Regions from separate parts of the Homo sapiens genome. Here regions 1 and 2 are each linked to region 3. A link is a loop called in an ENCODE intact Hi-C map of the cell type or tissue named here. Cell type or tissue: ascending aorta. All regions are shown on one strand. Each heading gives the region's core, and the rest is flanking DNA. Links, peaks and the distances in the headings are about the cores only.

Region 1 (5,798 bases), core at 247-5,246, 910 kb before region 3:
CCTCAGCCTCCCAAGTAGCTGGGGCTACAGGTGCTCACCACCACTTCTAACTAAGGCACTATCTCCTAATACAGTCACATTCTAAGATCCTGGGGGCTAGGGTTTCAATATATGAATTTGGTGAGTCCATAACACCAGTATTTGCCCTTCCCAAAGTTACAGACATAGATAGTCCCAGTGTGTTCTAAATTTCCGAGGGTTTTTTTGTTCTGTTTTGTTTTTTTCCACAAAGTTCTCTACCTCCTGTCCCAATTTAGCACTTTCTCAATGTAAATCACAGGGATGGTTGGCTAGATCTACTTTTCTTTATTATTATTACCACCTACATCTGGGGATTACAAAGATTTTTAAGGCTGGGATTAAGAAGCAACTAGTTGGCTTCCAGCCAGGTCTGGGCAGCTTTCCATAAGCTATCCAAACTGCTCCTATTTACCAAGTCTTCAGAGTCAAAGAGGAGTTATATAGTAGATAGTGGAGCAGGGAAACGTGAAAGGAGAAGAAAAAAGTACATCTATGCCCAGAAATGCCTTGTCATGGGTCCGTCTCCATTCTTTATAAGACATTTCCTGTGTTACAACACATCGGATTAACAAAGCTAGACACAGGCAACATGGAGGAGAAACTGTTCTGCAAAGGAATCCGGTTTCCTTTCAACATTCAGTTTCATTTTCACTGGCAGAACACCAGCCACACAGACACGCACACACAGACCCTGGGCCCTGACTGACATTTCAAACACCCCCGTTCCAAATGTGTTTATATATTTTTCCAGCCAGAAAAAAAGCCCCAAATTTAAACAAAGTCATTTCCCAAACCACCAGCTGTCTCCTTAATGAATTTTGTTTTTTGGACTTAGTCACAAGCAACCCTTTCTGACCCACTTATTCATTCAATAAATAATGAGTACCTCCCCAGGCTTGGGGATATAAGGCCATAAGCTTGGGAGGGATACAAATAAGTTCTGATAAATGGTATCTACTTCAGCCCTCTACACTAAGTGCAGTGCTGGGTGCCTTAAATACTTGGGAAGGTGTTATTATCTCCACTGTACAATGAAGAAGCTGAGGCGAAAAGAAATTCAAAAGCCAAAGTTAAGCTGGGTGTGGTGGTTGCTTTGGGAAGCAGACAAGGGCAGATCACTTGAGGTCAGCAGTTCAAGACCAGCCTAGCCAATATGGTGAAACCCTGTCTCTACCAAAAAATACAAAAATTAGCCAGGTGTGGTGGTGGGTGGCTGGTGTAATCCCAGCTACTAGGGATGCTGAGGCAGGCGAATCACTCGAACCTGCGAGGAGGTTGCAGTGAGCAGAGATCACCTCACTGTACTCCAGCTTAGGCGACACAGCAAGACCATGTCTCAAAAAAAAAAAAAAGCCAAGGTTACAATGGGCCTTGGAAATGTCAATGGAAGTGTCAAGCCCAGAAGCCAAGTCATTGGGTCAGTGCCCTTTCTACTATCAGAGGATCTTAACCTGGACCCAAAAACTTAGATGGAAAAGTATTTTACATCTTTATTTTTACGGATATTTAATATTTACATCTTTTATTTCTCTAGTATCTAACTGAAATTTAACATTTACTTCAATTATGTATGTAGCCAACAAACCACAGCAGTATTGGCAATACTAAGACTTTGTCACCAATAGAAATCACAGATATTGGCCGTGCGCAGTGGCTCATGCCTGTAATCCCAGAACTTTGGGAGTCCAAGGTGGGCGTATCACAAGGTCAAGAGATCGAGACCATCCTGGACAATATGGTGAAATCCTGTCTCTACTAAAAATACAAAAATTAGCTGGGTGTGGTGGCACACACCTGTAGTCCCATCTACTCGGGAGGCTGAGGCAGGAGAATCACTTGAACCCAGCAGGCGGAGGTTGCATTGAACCGAGATCGCGCCACTGCACTCCAGCCTGGTGACAGAGTGAGACTCCGTCTCAAAAAAAAAAAAAAAAGAAGAAAGAAATTACAGATATTTTCTTATATTACAAGTATTACCTATATCTTGAAATAATTGTTTATGTTCTTTACTACTTCAAAATTATGGTAACTATTTAATCCACTGCTAGATCTTGTTATTTAATAACCTTGTTATTAAATAACGCATTCGTTTTTTAAAGACATATATATTACCATATCATAAATTCTTTTAATGTTTTGACATGTGTTTTGCAATTGGTTTCCTTTATAATACTCTTCCTTTTGTTTTATACCTTTAAAAAAGCATTGTTCTGGTCCAGCGCGGTGGCTCACTCGTGTAATCCCAGCACTTTGGAAGGCCGAAGTGTGCGGATCATTTGAGGCCAGGAGTTCGAGACCAGCTGGGCAACATGGTGAAACCCGCCTCTACTACAAATACTAAAATTAGCCAGGTGTGCTGCGCCTGTAATCCCAGTTACTCGGCAGGCTGAGGCAGGAGAATCGCTTGAACCCGGGAGGTGGAGGTGGCAGTGAGCCGAGATCGCGCCACTGCACTCCAGCTTGGGCGACAGAGCAAGACTCTGTCTCAAAAAAAAGTATTGTTCTGAGAGTCTTTAGCCTTCCCAGAAATGCCAAAGGGGTGCACAGCACAAAAATGGAACAGAGCCCTGCATTATAGCAATGGGCAGCGCAGGCAAAGCCAGGGGCTCTGTTCAGCGTCTTTGAGCAAAAAGCCAGGTTGGAATTTTGATAAATAAAAGAGACAGATGAAGAGGAAAGGAAATGAGCCCAGATTCCACCAGAAGACCCCTTCTCCCTTTCCACCAATTCCTGTTCAGCAGGTGCCCTAAATCCTCTCCCCTTCAGGTTTCAGCTGCAGCCGACCCCTCGAGCGCCCCCTCTGTCCCACGCGCAGTGTCGGTGGATGACTGTGTCAATCCCTGGCCCCCGGACGCCGAGCACCCACTCCCGCTCCAGGACGGTGCCGAGTGACAGTCAACAGGTGGAAGGCGCCAGAAACGTCCACACACCAAGACCACGGATACTTCGGTTTTTAAGCACCCCTCGCGGGTTGGCCTCTCCGCGGCCCTGAGGCTCTGACACTCTGAGAAGGAAGCAAGAGTCCCAAGACCCGGGTTCCAGACAAGGGCAGCAAGAGCTGCAGGTGTCCGGAGTTGAGGAAGCAAAGTTTGGGGCGCGGCGCACCGGGTCTGCGGAGTCCCAGCTGCGGAAACCGAGTTAAGCTAACAAACAGCCTCAGTGGTGGTCGCTGTCCCCGCCCAGTCTCCCTCCGCTGGCCCAGGGCCAAAGATCGGCCGCGGATGCCTCTTACCCGGGCGTGAGCGGAGCCTTCGGTCACTGCGTTGGCGCAGCAAAAACCTTCGCTCCCTTCTGGGTCTCAAGGCCTGGACTGGGGCCCCGCCCGCCTGCCATCCGGGCGGAGGCTGGAGGCGGGGAAAGCGAGGCTCCCCCCAGGAAAGGTCCCGAAAAGTCCCGCCGTGCCCCGCCCGGCGCCGCAGCCCAGGCACCATGGTCAGTGAACACACCAGGGCGTTGAGCGCTCACGGGGCACAGAACCAGGAACAAGCGTCCATCCGGCCTGGGGTGCTGCCGGCTGGACAGACTCGCCCCTTGCGCGCCCTGAAGGGCGGCCCCGCAGGCTGGGGCGCACAGGCGGAGGACACCGAGGCCACCTGACGCTTCCGCCCCTGGGTGCCAACAGCGTTTTGTAATCAGGGCAGGCAAAAGCGGAGGCGGGGCGCTGTGCAGAGAGGCTCTGGCTGTTCCCACTGGGTCCTCCTATGTGCCCTGGGCTTCTCACCGGGTTCACACAGCTGCCCAGAAACACAGGTATTCCCGCGCTCATTTCACAGAGAAGGTGACCGAGGTTCAGCTTTGGTGTGCGCTGGAGCCCTTCCTTCAAAACGCGCAGGCAGGGGTAAGCTGGCTTCCAGCCACTGGCCTCCACAGTGTCCCATCCCATATTCATGACTGGACATTTTCAGTTGGCGGCTCTTTCCAGGTTGATGTAAAGTCTCAGTGAGTGGTTCTCCACCATATCAGATTCAGTAACCCTTTTTACAATAAATACAGGGTGTCCCAAAAGTCTCATAACCTGAGAAGTGCAAGTGCTAGAAGCTTTCAAAAAAACAAACAAAAATAAACCCTTGAAAGTTTGAGTTTCTTTTACACTTATTTGGTTTTATGAATTTTGAATATATATATATATATATATATATATAGTTGTTGTTGTTGTTTTTTGAAACAGAGTCTCACTGTGTTGCCCAGGCTGGAGCGCAGTGAGTAGAGCAATCTCGGCTCACTGCAACATCTGCCTCATGGGTTCAACCAATTCTGGTGTCTCAGCCTCCTGAGTAGCTGGGACTACAGGTGTGTGCCACCATGCCCGGCTAATTTTTGTATGTTTCAGTAGAGATGAGGTTTCACCATGTTGGCCAAGCTGGTCTCAAACTCCTGGCCTCAAGCGATCTGCCCTCCTGGGCCTCCCAAAGTGCTGGGATTACAGGCGTGAGCCACCATGCCCAGCCTTGAATATTATTTTTTTAAATGTTTTCAACTGATACTTTCTATCTTTAATCAAAGAGACTGACTGTATCTATGGCAAAATCATCATGAACAATACAATACAAACGCAGACTGTAGACTTTTATTGGTAACTCAATTCCATCTGCAGCATTGCTTCTGTGACATGATTTTCTTCTTCTTCTTTTTTTTTTTTTTTTTTTTGAGGCGAAGTCTCACTCCGTCTCCCAGGCTGGAGTGCAGTGGTGTGATCTCAGCTCACTACAACGTCCACCTCCCGGATTCAAGTGATTCTCCTGCCTCAGCCTCCCGAGTAGCTGGGACTACAGGCATCCACCACCACCCATGGCTAATTTTTGTATTTTTAGTAGAGACAGGGTTTCACCATGTTGGCCAGGCTGGTCTTGAACTCCTGACCAAGTGATCCACCCACCTTGGCCTCCCAAAGTGCTGGGATTACAGGCGTGAGCCATCGCACCCAGCCAACATGATTTTTTGAAATGGCAAATAACTCTGGTAAAGAAGCTCTGAACAAAACAAAGTATACTCTTTTCTTCCTTTATTCCAATAGAAACATTCCTGGAAATTTTAGTATGAAAACCATGCAAAATGCTTAATGTTTATAATTATCTGAACTAGAACCTAAATAACTTTACCAAAAAAATGGTTTTTTGCATACTTGAATGTTGGTGCAAGGCACAGGACACCAGAAATTGTGCAGGACTCTGGACAGTTAATTGGGTTTTTGGTTTTTTGGGTTTTTTTTTTTTTAATTGAGACAGGGTCTCACTCTGCTACCCAGGTTTGAGTGCAATGGTGCGATAACAGCTTCCTGCAGCCTTGACCTCTGGAGCTTAAACAGTCCTCCTACCTCAGCCTCCCAAATAACTGAGACCACAGGCATGTGCCACCATGCCCAACTAATTTTTTTCTAAATTTATTTATTTTTTTTTTTTGTAGAGATGGAGATCTCACTACATTGCCTAGGCTGGTCTTGAACTCCTGGGCTCAAGCCATCCTCCCGCCTCAGCCTCTCAAGGTACTGGGATTAGAGGAGTGGGCCACCATGACTGGCCAGGACAGTTCATTGTTATATGGCCCTGTTCACATAGCAAGGGAGGTTGGCTTCCTTGGTTCCCACTCTCTAAATGCCAATAGACTCTCTCCCAAATTTATGACAAATAAAAAGTCCCCTCCTATATTTCCAAAATGCTTCACCCCACTTCCCAGTCCCATCACCCTCCACATCCAAGCCAAGAAGCCCTGGTTTAAATGGGAAGGATGCAGGCGGGAAGGAGTCACAGGAGATGTGCTGCCTGCTGGGTGGTTTGAGA
Region 2 (5,798 bases), core at 458-5,457, 670 kb before region 3:
CGCCCCGGGGCTCGCGCACAGCGGGTCCAGCTGCACAAAGCCGTCCGCTCCGTCCCGCCGAGGCCAGGCAGTGCAGAGGCAGGAGCCGCCGTCGGGTAGCGAGATCTTCACTGCCGAGCCCAAGCGCGCGCCCAGGGCGTGGAGGGCGGCCGGGCCCAGGCGGCAGCGCTGGGTGCCCCGGTCTCTAGCGTCTAAGGGTAGCAGCTTTAAGAGCGGCCCTTCAGGGAAGGGATCCGAGTCCGGAGCCATCGCACACAGATGAACCAGGCAGACGAAACCAGATTAGGAAACCCACCCGGCCCACAAAAAGCGGAACACCGAGCTCGCAGGCCGGAAGCAGATTGCGCGCATGCGCTAGGGCAGACTGCGTTGCTAGCAGCTGAGTGAAGGCCGAAAGGGCCAATGGAAACGTTAGACGACGCTCGGGCCTCTGGGTAGAGCGTTGGTGTCCGCTTTCGTGAAATCGAGTTGCCTAACCCAGAGCTTTCCCGAGATGGTCTTCGTTACAGGTGTCTGGGAGGCGGCTTAAGCTCACTTCACTAGGTCATTAAGCATGTACTTTGGTGGTTACATATATCTTGGAAGTCACCGGCTTTACATTCTGTTTTCCTGGCCTTCGAACTGGAGCATCAGTACTACCGCCGTTGGAATAGCAACCTAGAGACTTTGCTATTTTGTGAAGAAACTCTAACTATCCGCATGGGCACAGAATTTTGGGTGCTCTGGTGCAAATGTCTCAGGTGACTTGGCGTAACTGAGAATACAGCCTTGGGACCTTCGGTAATCGGGGTTCCAATCTGGGAGGTCCAGGCACAACCCTTCCTATGGGAAAGTACCAGCATAGTGGGAGGGAAGCACACGGTAGCGCTTAAAATCCCTTGTAGAGAGGAAAGAAGGAAAACTAGGCTACCTGATGGATTTGTAGCACACCAACAGTACATTTGTTCTGATTTCTGATATTCTTTTGAATATTCTTTGGCAACAAGTTAATCACTAAAGTTCATGCGATCAATGCTTACTGTCTAATTGGGGCACAACAGTACTAAGTCCTGTATTAGAGGCGATACCTATCTACGTTATTAAGACAACTGCCTGCTATTTTTTTTTTCCAGCTGCTTTCTGCCTTTCCCTTTCGCACAGGGAATTCCTTTTTATCAGCTGGAATACATTTTCTATCCCTCTTAATTGCCGTTAAAAAAGAACTACAGATACTCAAAGACAAGAAGATATACCTTGTTTTTATTTGACTTACATCTTCCTACCTCTATTTTCCCCACTTTCACTGCAACCCAAATTTGTGAGTTGACAAAACTGATATTTTAGAGTGCTTAAGTTGCTGGGAAGTTTTTTTTTTCTATCTATGCAAATAATCAATTACAGACTGTGTAGTAATATCTTATCAATGGGAAGTACTGTCAGATCTGGGATCTTAAGACCCATGCCAGTTCCTGATCTCATTCTGTCCAAACTTCATGGCAGACATGACAGACTTCTTGACTTGACAGTAACTTACCTGGTCTCAGCTGTACTTGTCTGCTTAAATCGATTCTGGAACAATTTAGGAATCAGAAAATAGCAGGAGGAGGTCTTGAAATGGATAAGTCACCCATTACTTCCTGTTTTCTTTTTTCCTCTTAATCCCATTGGCTTCAGTTCTTTTTGGTTTGGGGACTTTTAAATAACAGCTTTGCATTTTTTGAAATAAAAAAAAAGCCATCGTTTTTACCGACCCCTAAAGGTGTGAATTACATGCCTATCAAGTTATTTTATCAGAAGCCTGTACCTCATCGAGTTCCTTCTATTCAGCTCCAAGAAGCTTTAAGGATCTGGGAGAGGGAAAGAAGACTTACTGAGGACAGGATAACTGTCTTAAATATGTAAAGGGATCTCATGTAAAAGAGTTAGTAGATTTACTTATATTTACAGTGCAGAAATGGCCAAGAAGTAAAGGTTTAATGGAGTGGAATAACCAAAGCCAAAACAGGGAGCCAATAAAGTTAAATCGGCCTCAAAATTTTCTGAATTGGTTTAAAACAGAGGCACAAACTATGCTATTAGGAATATGATGAGAAGGAAACTACATGTTGCTTTTGGTTGGTCTAAGAGGTTGATTTTATACAAGGTCAAACAAGAACCCTCTGACCTTATAGAATCCATATGCACAGGAAATATTATTTCACTTCACTCTTTCTCTAAAAGATCCAGTCTTTACCATAGGTTGCAAACAAAAGCAACAAGGAATTCTGTTACTGGGCCTTCAGCTCTTATCCACTCACTCTGAGCAAAACTATAAATGTCTTTCCCAATCATCCAGTAAAATCCATTCTGTCCCTTTAGGTCTAACCATTTGCAACACTATGATTTCAGCCATCTGAACATCCATATTTATCATGCCATTCAATGACATAATCTCCTTGTGATAAACCATTCTTTTTATTTTTAAAATTTTATTTATTTTTTAGACAGTCTTGCTCTGTCACCCAGTCTTGAGTGCAATGGCAGGATCTCAGCTCACTGCAACATCTGTTTCCCAAGTTCAAGCAATTCTCCTGCCTCAGGCTCCCAAGTAGCTGGGATTACAGGTGCCTACCACCACGCCTGGCTAACTTTTGGATTTTTAGTAGAGATAGGGTTTTACCCTGTTGGCCAGGCTGGTCTCGAACTCCAGGCCTCAAGTGATCCACCTGCCTCAGCCTCCCAAAGTGCTGAGATTACAGGCATGAGCCACTGCACCTGGCCTCCTTGTGGTAAACCATTCTAATGGGAGTTGTGTGGCTCTTTTGCTTAGTTGTTTTTAATCTGACCAGAAATTTGTTAATTCTATGAATTGAAGAACATCAATTAAAGCACTAGAATTGAACCACTAGAGGGAGTCCAGAACCAACTAAGCCTGAAGGCTACAGGATTGTTAGGACGTTGGTGTTCTCAACTGTGGTTTCCACTCAATTTTCCCAGGATTCACACCTAGGTGTATGAAGCCATCTGTTGTCTCTATATATTATCTGGCTTAGTCTGTTCAGGCTGCTGTAACAAAATACTACGAACGAGGTAGCTTATAAATGACAGCAATTTATTTTTTACAGTTCTGGAGGCTGGGAAGTCAAAGACAAGGCACTGGCAGATTCCATGACTGGTAAGGGCCCCCTGTCTAGAGACAGCTCATTGTACCTGCACATGGTGGAAGGGACTAGCTAGCTCCCTCATGTTTCTTTTATAAGCACACTAATCCCATTCATGAGGGCTCCACTCTCGTGACCTAATCACCTCCCAAAAGGCCCTGACTCCTACTACCATCATCTCAAGGGTTAAAATTTCAACAAATGAATTTTGTGGAGGACACAAACACTGAGACCCTAGCAGTAACTGACTTATTTTCACATAATTTTTCACAAGCCTCAAGCTGTGTAAAACTCAGTTTCTAAGTTAAAATTTAATTTTTGTGTTAAGTATAAAAATGAGACTGTTCCTAAATCCAAAATTTAGTGGTAGGTCAAAATCCAAACCGATGGAATTCATCTTGCTATAGCCTAGAAACATTTCTAGCTTTAAATTGTTTCAAATAGCTTTGCCAAACAAAATCTTTTGTGAGATTTTCCCGAAAAGGTACATGTGACAAATGGTTTCTCTTTATGTCCTTTGTTACATTCAAGGTTACAATCTGTCTAATTTTTAATTAACTATAAAAATTCTTAATTAACTGTAAGTCTATAATTCAAAAGAAATAATTGGAATCTGTTTCTTTAGGATAATGATCATGCAATATTTTTGTCCCTTCAGCATATTATATATGTATATAAAAATATATTCCTGTATATGAAAAAAATCTAAAGAAAATGGTTAAACCAGTAGCATGAGTCATCTGTAGATTAAATAATGTTAATCTTTCCAGCATTTCCATTTTTGTGTTATGTTCAACCCTAATATATTTGAACATTAGCAATGACTATGAGTTGTAATAGATGAATAGAGATTTGTTTAGCCACCCTTGAAAAAGCATGATTTGCAAACACTTTCATCTCAACATGCTCATGTAGATGTAGTAAGTGACTTATTTCCACGGATAGCTAATATGCCGAACCTGTGTTCATAAAGTATGTAATGAAAATCCCCCTAAATGGGACATTGTTAAAATTGTTCTTTAGAATCTTCCATCTTTACTTTTTATCTTGTATCCAGGTTAGAATTAGTCTTTAGAGTAATTCTAGATATAGAATAAGTTATAGAATCAGAAGAAGGAGGATGAAAATATTTGCTGGATTTCAAATGACCTGCAGACTACAGTTCATAGAACATCATTCTGAAAGTCTGTTCTTGCACATTTTCAGGAAATTGCTTGATTCATCATTTTTTAGAAGTTAATGTTAAGGTAATTTTTCCCTATGATGTTGGTTCACACTTTTCAACAAACATAATAATTATATATTTATTAAAACAAATATTTATTGAACATCTACTTCTTGCTAGTTACTATACCAGAGGCTGAGTATTTGGTGGCAAACAACAACAATAAAAACACTGTAATCCTTGCCTTCATGAAGCTTATAGTCTACTGGGAAGTCAAACATTGAAGAAGTAAACAAGTGAATAAATCTGATAATTAAAGGTGATGAAAATTGCTTTGAAAGAAATAAACGGAAAAGGGCTACTTTAAACAGGTATTAAGGATAGGAAAAACAAAACAAATTGTTTTTCCTACTCTCATACACCACTCAGCCACTCAACACAGCACTTCTGACACCAGGTGTTGGTTGGGGAGTTCCCCACATATCAAGCAAATTCTCCCACAGATACCACCTGGGTGTCCTCTAATTCAATTCAATGCTGAGACTATCTACCTGGAGATAGCATCAGACTCCACAGGTTCAGGGCCCAGTCCCTCAAGACTGCCCCCCACCTTCAGATGCCAATCACAAGTTCCAGATTGTGACTTGTGCTTCTGACCAGGGACGGTCTGTAAATTGGGCTTCCCATGACCCCCTTCTTAGGTTCTATTAATTTACTAGGATGGCTCATGGAACTCAGGAAAACACATTACTTACATTTACTGGCTTATTAATAAAGGATGTAATAAGGATACAGATGAACAGCCAGGGGATACAAAGGGTGAGATCTGGAAGGGTCCTGAGTACAGGAGCTTCTGTCCCCATGGAGTTGGTATGTACCACATTCCAGGCACATGGATGTGTGTTTGCCAACCTGGAAGCTCTCTGAACCCCATAGTTAAGGGATTTTTATGGGGCCTTCATCACGTAGGCATGATCAATTATTAACTCAATTTCCAGCCTCCGTCCCTCTCTGGAGAATGGAGGTAGGGGCTGAAAGCTCCAAGTTTATGATCATGGTTGGGCTTTCCGGTGACCAGCCCTCATCTAGGAGCCGGGCAAGAATTGCCTTGGTAGAACAAAAGACTGCTCCTATCACTCAGGAAAGTCCACGGGATTTAAGAGCTCCATGTCAGGAACGAGAGTGAAGACCAAACATTAGAACCAAAGATTCTCCTAGCACCCCTGTAACTCAGGAAATTACAAGGGTGTTGGGAGCTCTAGGCCAGAGACTAGAGGCAGAGACCATATATATATTTCTTACTTCACAACAGGAAAGGAGAGAAGGTCTCTGAGGAAGTGACATTCCAGCTGAGACGTGAAGGATAAGTAGAAACCAAGCAGAAGAATTGGAAGAGGAAAGGGAAGAGGGAAAAGCCTGTGCCAATGCCCTGAGATTGGAATATGCTTTTTGTGTTTAAGAAATTAACAGAAGGTCAGTATTATCTTTACCATACTTATGGCTTTTTTTTTTTT
Region 3 (5,798 bases), core at 131-5,130:
ATTGTGCTTTTTGGATTCAGTCTTAGAGAAGTAAATGATCTGTGCCAAGGTTTACAGCAGATATTAAAACTCTTCGATGTCTCACTGCTGTTGTTCAGTCACTCTCTGACTTATAAGAATTTAGAGGTCAGATTTCCCCACATATTTGAACCCTTATTCTGGGTCCAGTCCTGTCTTCACTTCCACAACTGCTGTGTTCCCACAGGGAGTGGATCTTCTGGGAGCCATTTGTAAGATAGTTCAATCTGAATTTTTAACTGAAAAAAAATGAGAGAAAAATTAAGCTTTAGTAATGTCTAAATCAAGACTGATAGTAGTGTATGTATAAAATGTATAGCTATATATAGAGAATGTATACAAAAAACTTTTTATAGTTATGCATTTGAACAAAATTTGGAGGCCACTGCTGTTGAAACTGAGTGCCCCTCCCTATTCTATGACCTGATGGTAGTGAGGAGGAGGAATCTAAGGGGCACTTACATGAAGAGAAGCACAATATCATTGAACACCCAAGAAAGGGTTACTACTTCAATTAAGAGCTTTCTCTTTCCTTTTTTTTTTTTTTGAGAAAGAGCCTCACTCTGTCACCCAGGCTGGAGTGCAGTGGTGCAATCTTGGCTCACTGCAACCTCCGTCTCCCCGGGGTTCAAGCAATGTTCATGCCTCAGCCTCCCATATAGCTGGAATTACAGGTGCATGGCACTACACCCGGCTAATTTTTGTATTTTTAGCAGAGATGGGGTTTTGCCATGTTGGTCAGGCTGATATCAAACTCCTGACCTCAGGTGATCTGCCTGCCTCGGTCTCCCAAAGTGCTGGGATCACAGGCATGAGCCACAGCGCTTGGCCCACTCACTCATTTTTTATAAAGTAAAAACGGGAGACCAAAAAATCTCCTTACATACTCCTAAAAGCAAATAAGAAATAAACCATTTACTCTACTTGCAGGTTCATCTTGCCCAGTGTTTTCTTTCTAACAGAGGCAACAAATGGAGTTCTGAAAAATTTATCCCAGATTGCCTTCTAGGAAAGAGAGGATGGAGTTCGAGCATTAGCCATAGAAAGGCTTGGTTTGGGTCTAGGCTCTGTGACTTTTGAGCATGTGACCTAGAAGTTAAGTTGTCAAAATCACAGCATGTAAATCTTTGTAAAAATTAATTAGCTTATAATTTTAAAATAATGCATAGTCATTAGGGAAATACAAATCAAAACCATAAAGAGATACCATTTCGTATCCACTAGAATGGTTATAATAAAAAAAGATTAAAAGTATTGGTGAGGATGTAGAAAAATTGGAACTCTCATACACAATGGTACATTCAGCTTTGGAGAACAGCCTAGTAGTTCCTTAAAAGATTAAACATAGAGTTACCATATCACCCAGCAATTCCACTCCTGCATATATACTCAAGAGAATTGAAAATCTATGTCCACACCAAAAATTTATACATGAATATTGATAACCACATTTTATTCTCAGTAGCCGAAGAGTGGAAACAATCCAAATGCCCATTAACTATAGATGGATAAACAAAACTTAGTATATCTATACAGTAGAGTAATATTCATCAATAAATAGGAATGAAGAACTGATCCTTGCTACAATATGACGACCTTTGAAAACAGAAGCCAGTTACAAAAGACCACATATTATATGTTTCTGTTTCTATGAAATACTAATAGGCAAACCCATAGAGACAGAAAGATTGGTGGTTTCCTAGGACTAGGGGTTTGGGAGAAATGGGAGTGACACCGAACTGGTACAAAATTTCTTTTGGGAGTGACGAAAATGTCCTAAAATTGAGGTGGTTACACAACCCTGTGAATATACTAAAACCCACTGAAATGTACACTTAAATATGTTAATTGTATGGTTTGTGAACTATATCTCAATAAACAAAGATGTAAGCTGCCAAAAATGTTACACAATACAATAGGACACGAACTGGATTTAGATCGGCAAACCGTAGAACCTAGTGAGGAAATGAGAAGCCCAGCAGGAAAACGGGCGGACCCCAGAGAAGGGCTTAGGGCTCTGCGCTCCCCTGCATGCACCGGCCTACTTACCGAGATGGTACTTCTCTTGGGCCCCACAGACACCTGCTTCTCCCCGGATCGCTATTCTCGACTATTTGCGTTTCGCGACCGGCCTGCCCCTCCTCTTTCCCGCTCTGCCCAGGAAAAGCGAGCCCTCGGAAGGAACCTGGGCAGCCCCAGAAAGCAGTGCCCATCACTTTCCAGCTCCATCCACCCAGCAGCCCATCAATGACCTAAATATGCTGTCTGTTCCACCCAGTCCTGCCCGGTAGTTATTCAGCGATGAGAGAGTAGGAAGCTTGAGCTCCAGGAGTGTGCCACTTTCCCGGCCCTCCGTGGCTTCCCAGTCCCGGACAGAGACCTGAGCAAGCCGAACCCGGGTGCCTGGCTGCACTGGGCTGGGAAGGAGGACCGGGCGGCCGCAGGCCAGGGAGGGCAATTGGAGAGAGATAGAAGCAGAGGGAGGGGGAGGCAGAGGAGAAGGTACTCGACGATGGACGCGCCCAGGCTGGGGGCGGCGCCCACAGAGCAGAGCCAAGGTCACGAAGCAGAGCGTCTGCGTGCAAACTCCCGGAACTGGATAGGCTAAAACACTAGCTTGTCACCCTTTTAATTCGCTTTTACAGTTTCCGAACTGCCCAATCAAAACCCGAGCCCAGGGTCGCTCGTCACCGGTCTCTGGACAAAAAGCGCTGTTTCAGATTAGAAATCAGGACTTTCCCGTCCTGGTTTCTCTTTCTTCAAAGCCAGCTGCTTTCCGAGAAAGGGGAAGGGCAGGGTTGCTTCCCTCACCCCACCCCATGCAGTGATGAGATCAGCAACTTCCCACTCTCTAGATAAGTGATTCTCAGTGGTTGTTCCAATGAAGTCACTTGGAGTATTTATTAAGAGGCCGAGGGCCAGAGGTCGCAGTCCTCTGCAAGCACACTTAATGTATAAAAAAGCAGCCGGGCGCTGTGACTCACGCCTGTAATCCCAACACTTTGGGAGGCCGAGGTGGGCGGATCACTTGAGGTCAGGAGTTCTACATCAGCCTGGCCAACATGGTGAAACCCCTTCTCTACTAAAAATACAAAGATCAGCTGAGGGTGGTGGCGCGTGCCTGTAATCCCAGCTACTCAGGAGGCTGAGGCAGGAGGATCGCTTGAACCCAGGAGGTGGAGGTTGCAGTGAGCCCAGATCTCGCCACTTCACTCCAGCCTGGGCAACAGAGACTCCGTCCAAAAAAAAGCCTGCATATAATCTGGGCTTACAAGCACCAAGGACATGTAAGAAATGTGTTTTATATTTTTATATTTTTTTATTTTTTTATTTCTTGAGTATTTATTGACCATCTACTACCTCAGGCTCATATACACTGAATTTTCCAGGAATATAACTACCAGGTAACTCAAAGGAAGATGTATGTTGGTTTTTTATTTTTGGAGTTTTACCTAGAGATTTTCGCCATTTTAGAAAATTACACCAGAACCTGCAATACCATACTTGAATCTGAGCCATCAATCCAGCGTGCCTCTCAGTCTTCCATGCCGCTGGTTCACAGAGATCCTAGGCAGTTGCAAGTGTCTGGCACTTCTTTATACCAGCAGTGCAGCCAAGCTAGAGCATTCACAAGCTAAATTACTTAATTTTCATGATCATATTAGTAAAAGAATCACCACAAAACAATTGTTATAAAAAGGGGTTGTTGGGGGAAAGGGAGCTGTTGAATATGATTGGGGTTGAAACCTCTAATCCACACTGCAATCCTGGGGACGGTGCCCACCTCAGTCTGCCAAGCCTGAGCTTGGATACTGAGTTTCTATCCTAGAAATCTGTCAGATAAGGCTCCATTACATAAATGACTTGGTTGCTGCATCGTCACTAGGAACCCTTCATTCTCTTCACCTTTCCTGGCCTCAGTAAAAAAAAAATACACCTTCATTCTGGAAAACCCCTATGCTGCCAGAAAAGAGTTCTACCTGTAGGCCTACCTTTGGAGGAACTGTCCAGAATGAGTCAGGGCCATCTTGTTACTGAAAGCCTTTTAGGGAAAGGGATTCTCCCGTAGTTTCTTCTTTCATCAGATTAGTGCCAAGAAGTTTTCCATTGTACAAAATGAGTATCCTTAATCCAAAAATCTGAAATCCTAAATGCTCCAACATCTCAAACTTTTTGAGCACCAACATGATGCTCAAAGGAAAGGGTCACTGGGGCATTTTGGATTTTAGATTTTCACATTAGAGATGCTCAACTGATAATTAACAAATATTCCAAAAATCAAAAAAAAATCCAAAATTTAAAACACTTCTGGTGCCAGGCTTTTCGGATAAGGGATACTCAACCTGTATCTCCCTGCTGTGGTAATTTGCTCTAATGAGCTGTGAAAATAAAGAACCACTGGAAGTAAAAGCAGTTGCCTGGAGTCTTGCATCTTAGAGAGCCCTTCTCATTGCCATCCCCTTCTCAGAACCACCCTAAAAAGAGTGCCCGGCACAAAGTAGACACTCCATATTTATTTAACAAATGACTAAGTGAATAAATAAGTAAATTTATGATATAGGAATAATTATCCCATTTTATGGATATGGTGACAAAGGGTCAAGTCAGCAATATGACTCTTTTCCAATTTCTTTTGTGGAATTAGGATTCAAACTCAGGTCTGAGTCCAATATCATACACACTGTAATGCTATCCCCTTAGAAACTTTGAACTTGTAATGGAAGTTTGGGGTTGCATGTGTTATGGGCCCAGCAGAGGATGTTGACAGGAAACATGACTCACCCAGATCTGGCTTTATAAGCCAGTCCTCAGCTTTTGCATAGTTTGCTGCTAACAGCTAGCATCTGCAATTACCCTCAGTCCTGCAGATTACCCTCAGACACTGGAGGGAGCCGGAAGTACCTCGGAGTTTTATGTTTCACCTCGTTCCACAACCCTGGATAGCCAAAGACAGGCTGATGAAGAGCACCAAAGCCCAGCTCCTTTGTGTTGAGGCAGGAAAAACTCTGAGGTGTGTTCTTTGTTCTAAAGCTTCCCGTGTGATCAGGCTGAGTGTAGGACTTCGGAAATCATGCTCTCGCTTGGCTTCTTCCCATTCCCTGTCCTTCATCCCCCACTCCTTTACTGTTCTTTTCCTAGGAGCCCCCCACTTTTTTTTTTTTGAAACAGAGTTTCACTCTTCTTGCCCGGGCTGGAGTGCAATGGCACGGTCTCGAAGAGCCCTTTCTTAACAAGTCATTTGCATCCAAATCTTTGGCTCAGGGCCTGCTTTTGCAAGACTCCACCTAAGACACTCGCTGACTCTTCAGATGATGAAAATGGCATGCACACTTGCAGACAGCTAAGGATTCTGTCTTCGTCTTTCTGTTGCTATAGCAGAATACCTGAGATCAGGTAATATACAAAAAAAAGAGGCCAGGTGAGGTGGCTCATGCCTGTAATCCCATCTTTTTGGGAGGCCGAAGACTGGAGGATCTCTTGAGGCCAGGAGTTTGAGACCAGCCTTGGCAACATAGTAAGAATCTGTCTCTACAAAAAGTTTTTAAAAACTAGCGATGCGGCCGGGCGCAGTGGTTCATGCCTGTAATCCCAGCACTTTGGGAGGCCAAGATGGGTGGATCATGAGGTCAGGAGATCGAGACCATCCTGGCTAACACGGTGAAACCCTGTCTCTACTAAAAATACAAAAAATTAACCTGGCGTGGTGGCAGGCACCTGTAGTCCCAGCTACTTGGGAGGCTGAGGCAGGAGAATGGTGTGAACCCAGGAGGCAGAGGTTG

Evidence for each region. Hi-C counts contacts between places; a loop is a spot of excess contacts. Peaks named below come from ENCODE experiments on the same cell type or tissue, not always from the same donor. Only the 100,000 strongest peaks of a DNase experiment are listed, where the experiment ranks them.
Region 1: it touches region 3 in a loop (4-fold over the local background); 2 of 110 quality-filtered maps call a loop at or near these places.
Region 2: a loop joins it to region 3, with 5 times the contacts of the local background. A loop is called at or near these places in 2 of 110 quality-filtered maps.

The regions. Positions count from the first base shown.
Region 1 is chr15:45,632,564-45,638,361 of GRCh38, reverse strand. SQOR (sulfide quinone oxidoreductase) reads right to left here and starts at 3,333. Exons shown (of 10, transcript NM_021199.4): 1 at 3,254-3,333. RefSeq lists enhancers at 563-622, 653-732, 2,562-2,611, 2,642-2,731, 3,194-4,189 and a silencer at 3,212-3,381. In ascending aorta, for the core only: a CTCF peak has its summit at 2,823; DNase peaks (open chromatin) are centred at 671, 2,961 and 3,461; H3K4me3 peaks cover 3,850 bases; H3K27ac peaks cover 3,431 bases.
Region 2 is chr15:45,396,881-45,402,678 of GRCh38, reverse strand. AFG2B (AAA ATPase AFG2B) reads right to left here and starts at 343. Exons shown (of 8, transcript NM_024063.3): 1 at 1-343. The coding sequence starts at 249. It also overlaps a transcript of GATM not described here. RefSeq lists a silencer at 51-130 and enhancers at 211-370, 761-830, 841-890. In ascending aorta, for the core only: a CTCF peak has its summit at 2,863 (motif pointing right); no DNase peak of the experiment used is centred there; H3K4me3 peaks cover 890 bases; H3K27ac peaks cover 569 bases.
Region 3 is chr15:44,725,822-44,731,619 of GRCh38, reverse strand. It overlaps the pseudogene RNF4BP. Among named protein-coding and RNA genes, the nearest start is that of TRIM69, 7.8 kb to the left of the region's middle. RefSeq lists enhancers at 1,738-2,723, 2,724-3,711, 4,735-5,029. In ascending aorta, for the core only: no CTCF peak of the experiment used is centred there; DNase peaks (open chromatin) are centred at 2,169, 2,659 and 4,829; H3K4me3 peaks cover 3,612 bases; H3K27ac peaks cover 4,235 bases.